Regions from separate parts of the Mus musculus genome. Here region 1 is linked to region 2. A link is a loop called in an ENCODE intact Hi-C map of the cell type or tissue named here. Cell type or tissue: left cerebral cortex. All regions are shown on one strand.

Region 1 (2,500 bases), 310 kb after region 2:
CATATATACATACATACATACATACATACATACATACAAGCATTGCCACCACACTGCTCCTGGAAGACCAGCATTGTCCTGAGCCTGTTGTATTTCTGTTACCTTGCTTCTCTCCACACTCACAGGATATGCATGCTGCTGTTGTCATTATATTTTACCATCGAGCTAATAGAGGCTCAGATTGTTTAACACAACCAAGATAACCAGGTTGTCCTTGGTGGTGTGATTTCCCAGAACTTGAACCCAGGCAGCTTAACCCCAGAGCCTGAATTTGAGCAAATACACTAACATTCAAAATACATCCCCTTGAAAGGGAATTTGTATCATAAAGGCACCCTTTTCTGTTGGCCCAGCGCTCTGTCGGTAGCTCTAGATAACTAAGCCTTGGGTTGCTGTGACTTCAGATGGCTGAAGAATGTTCCCCACTGAGATGACACCAGAAGAAGTGGGGAAATGGAAGAGTTTATGTAAATCAGATTTCACAGATGAGGGGAAGAAGTAAGTACGTGCTCAGCACTGGGAACCGAGGTGGCAACCCAGCTACTCTCGCTCTGGTCTCCACTGGGGCTGGGCATGAAAGCAAAGTCAGCAGAAAAAGCAGACAACTCCTGGGGATGAGCTAGCCTGGGGTATTGGCCTGGAGATGGAAATACTGAAGTCTTCTGCTCTGCTCTGTCCGGAACTCTGGAGCCCTGGGGCTGGTCTGAAGGAACCGGACACAGGATTAAGTGACTGACACCTCAGATGTTACAGATGTTCATGACAATGCCCCAGGTAGACACTTAATGACAATGCCTGAGTGTTCTGGGTCCTGGATTTTGTGGGCTAAAGGCTGTACACAGCTTACTGGAACACATGGAGGAGCTGGAACTGCAGCCATCACGACACCAACTTGGGCCAAGAACTCTGAGTACCTTATAGAGATGCTGCTGCCCAGGAAGAAAGATGTGCTGGGTTTTCTGGATAAAGAGAAAGTACATTCTGAACAAGGAACTCAATATTCTCATCTTTGGCAGCCAGGACCAGTGGAATGTCAGATTGCTGTCAGGCCTCTGCCACAGCCCCTATAGATGAGAGCACTGTCGCTGTCACAGGATAACATGAGTTCCAGATTCTCCAAAGCAGAGTATAGCCTCCTCTGTGACATGCTAGAGGAGGCCACCAAGCCACTGGATGAGGTTTATCTTGGCACTCCCAGATTCCCTCTCTAGACCATGTCATCCAATGTCAGGCCTTCAAGAGTGTGGCCTCTGTTAGGCCTTCAAGAGTGGGGCCTCTGTAGCAGAGCCAGGAAAGTGCACAGCAGGTTTATCTTGCAGAACTGTATGGAAGGACACTTACTGCCCCCTACTGGGCTGAAGACCCTGGGAATTACAGAAGCCCAGATGTTCTGCACTGTAGATCTGCCTTCCTGTAAATGTGATTTCTACAACAGCACAGAGGAGCTGGCTTAGAAATATAAGGATGCAGAAGTGACTATCACGGTCCTCAGGGACCCATTACCCAAGAGCAGAGAGCAACCATCACTCTTACCCTCCTGCAAGTCCTAGGGGAGTTCCCCATCCTAGCACTGGGGCTTCCTTTGATGTAGCCCAGCCCATCTGACATCATTGGTGGTCAAGACTTTGGTACCCAACTGGAATCTAAAAGAGCTAAGTAGAGCTGGAGTTTGCCCATCCTGGATTCACATTCAGTCCAGTCTGTATTACTCAAAATTTCTAAAGCCAAACTATCATCAGAGTCACTCTGAAGAGACATAGATACAACATGCATTCCTGGAAGGCTGCAATTGTCCCCCACGTTTCTCATCTTGTTTCTCTCTGTAACCTTAGAAAATTGCATGTGGCTCCTATCATTTCCATTCTGCACTTGGACAAGGGAGCCCTAGAGACTTTAAAAAGCATGTGCAAGGTCACACAAGCAGCCCTTGGTGTTGTGACCTACCAGGAATTGAACTCAGGGAGCTGAACCCTAAAAACTGTACTTTGAACATACACCTGAAATTTCAAAATGCATGCCCCTAAAAGGTCATTGGTGGTTTTGTTTATCAGTACACTACCTGTCCTGCCAGGACATAAGCCCTTTGCTGCCCAGAATGATCAAGCCTTGATCTGTTGTGACTCATGATGGTCCATGCTAAGAAATTTTCCCCAGTAAGAAAACACCAAGAGAAGGAGGAATCATGAATGCTCTAGATAAGAAAGACTATAAGAGGTTTTCATACCCTGGAGGAAATAAGTGGTTGCAAACAGGGGCCCAGACAGCACTGTGAACTGTGCATAAGGACCCAGAGTCTCCAACTCTGGCTTCAGTTGGGTAAGGGAGGAAGCACAGTTAGTAGGAAAGACAGGACTTAGAGACAAGGTGCTCTGGAGTGCTGACTTGGAGACAGAAATACCTAAGTGTTCTCTCTTCTGCTGAGTTCCAGAGCCATGGAGTTGGCACAAAGGATCTTGGCACTGGGCTGCATGGCCATCGTGTTGGTTCTACAGGAGACCAT
Region 2 (2,500 bases):
AAGAGCTTGCTAGCCCTTAGCTCAGCCTCACAGGCACCTGTATATCCTAGTCTATAGTTTTCACCTCAACATTTTAATTAGATGGTATTCTATGCACTGACCTGGTGCCCAGGGGAGGTGGGGACTGTTCTATGAGTGGACCTTCTTTATTAAGGTGAGGTGAGTGAATGGGAGGGGGAGGGGGATAGGGCAGTTTTCTTTGCCAGTGTATGAGTCTGTATGTGCCCTGTTCCCCAAATCCTTCAGGATCCTTATAGCATAAGCACACGTCACTTTAGACTTCTAACAAGGAAACCATGCTGTTCTCAGTGTGCCCCTTGCTTAGGAAGTACAGATCAGATTAGGTCGCTGGGACACAGTGAGTTCTGTGAGTCATATGAAAACTCAGGTTCAAACATTTCTGTGTTTTGCTAGCTGGGGGAAAGCTTTTTCTCATCTATGAGGGAGCACTTTATTCTGGGAGAAAGCAAATGGTTCCTTTGTAGTTTTATCTACATTGTGTGATCAGTCCAGGCTGAGGGAGACGGTGGTGGGGATGAGCCAAGAGGAAAGTCTGCTGGGTTTTACTCCCAAACTGACTTCATCAAAAACTTCCGATTTTGGTCTTTGCAAAGAATAGACCTGATCTAGTTTGCTTTTCTGTTGCTGCGATAAACATCAAGACCAAAAGCAACTTGAGGAGGAAAAGGTTGATTTCAGTCTACAAGTGATAATCTGCAGGAGAGAGGCCAGGGCAGGAGCTCCAGGCAGGAACCTGGAGACAGGAGCTAAAGCCGAGACCATGAAGGAATGCTGCTTACCTTTCCCTCTGGCTTGCTCAGCTGCCTTTCTTACACAGCTCGGGCCACCTGCCGAGGGATGACACAGGCCACCCTGACGGACTCTAATATAAATCAGCAATTAAGAAAATGGCTCTCAGGCATGGCCACAGGCCAGTCTGTTATAGGCAATCATTCAGTCGTGTTTTTTTTGTTTTTTTTTTTTTTCTACCCAGATGACTCTAGGTCTGTGTTACATTCATAGCTGAAGCTTACTAGGACAAGACCCAAGTAGGCCTTTCTGTTACCATCTTTGTCTGTAGCAGTGTGAATGACTGTGCTCCCACAGCCACATGGTGGCACCCAAGGGCATCTCCAGAAGACCTGTGCCTTTGTGTTCACACCGGCCCCTCCCTAAGCCCCTTCCGTGTTCATCCTATGTGCTCTGAGCTCCTTCTCAGGCTCTACTGATGTAAGACATGCTTCTAGAAACCTCTTTCTTCCTAGAAACATTTGGAAATCCTCCTGCCAGGGAGACTGGGGTGGCCTGGTAAATCTTTAACTCTCCTTGTGTGGCTCTTGGCCCTCTTTAGGATTTGCTTCCACTGACCTGAGGGCAGAGATGGCGACTTCATCCCACCAAGGAGCAGCTGCAGGAAGCCAGGCAGAGCACAGAAGCTGTGAAGCATCAGTAGGACAGGGGGAAAGACCGAGGTATGTTTCAGAGGTGTGTGTGTGTGTGGGGGGGGTCTATTATAGCTTGGGGGGGGGTGATAAGTTTAGACTGTGGAAGGCAGTCTGCCCTGTGTTGGGTTGGATTTCAAGAGCTGGAATTATGTCACTCCAACCAGATCCAGTAGGGATGTACCGTATTTTTCCCAAGAAAGAATGTGGAACAGCTGCCTGCCAGGAGGTCTGTGGGGAAAGGCTTCACACCTAAGGAGGAAGAAGAGGACAGAAGTGTGGCAGACAGGGAGGTTCAAGATCCAGCAGGGAGTGTCTCAGGGGTTGGACTCCCAGAAGGAAGTCACTGGTTGTCACTGGGACTGTTGGTCTCCTGGAGAAGCAGATGGCAGTATCTATGTCCTATATTCTCTCTTCGAACAATTTCCAGTCCTTTCACAGAAAGATCCAGTTAGTCATGTATTGAAGGAAGTCTTGAGTTTATGTACATTTAATCCAAACTGGCCCTCACCTGCTAACTCCTTTTCTTATGCTGACTGACTCACTGTCTAGGACTAAACGTCTTCCCCCGCTGGGCTCTGGAGGCCTCTCTGATCTCTTTTCTCTGGGACCACTTGCACCTTGATGTGGGATGAATCACAGAAGCTCCTTCCAATGGTTGAACTCGTGGTACCCTTGGGCAATATCCAGGGAAGACAGAGCGGGACTCACAGACTTACTCACTCAACTGCCAGGATAGGGTGATGATTGTCTTTTGGTGGAAACATTTTGCTCTTTGTAGCCAAGACCTCTGTGCTAACAAAGTGTAAGATCTTGGGGACTGGAAGCAAAGATTTTGCTGAGGTCAAGTAGTGTCGTTCCCATTTGATTTTTACCCATGAATTGCTGACCCATGAATCCTGCTATAGAGAGATGGCACTGTATACTTTGATATTACCAGACCCATGTATAGTCCCTATCCATGTTACTGTGGCCACTGTGATGAGATTGTTGGCTGATGATCAGGTGACTGGGGAAGAGGATGACTGGCACCAACAGAATGGGTCACCCTGTCAGCT

Evidence for each region. Peaks named below come from ENCODE experiments on the same cell type or tissue, not always from the same donor. Only the 100,000 strongest peaks of a DNase experiment are listed, where the experiment ranks them.
Region 1: it touches region 2 in a loop (8-fold over the local background); 16 of 42 quality-filtered maps call a loop at or near these places.

Annotation. Positions count from the first base shown.
Region 1 is chr6:48,953,827-48,956,326 of GRCm38, forward strand. It overlaps the pseudogene Gm18538. Among named protein-coding and RNA genes, the nearest start is that of Doxl2, 20 kb to the right of the region's middle. In left cerebral cortex, a CTCF peak has its summit at 1,356 (motif pointing left); a DNase peak (open chromatin) is centred at 1,342.
Region 2 is chr6:48,646,056-48,648,555 of GRCm38, forward strand. It overlaps Gimap8 (GTPase, IMAP family member 8), which reads left to right and starts at 1,179. Exons shown (of 6, transcript NM_001077410.1): 1 at 1,179-1,230; 2 at 1,352-1,472. The coding sequence starts at 1,381. In left cerebral cortex, a CTCF peak has its summit at 1,109 (motif pointing right); a DNase peak (open chromatin) is centred at 1,111.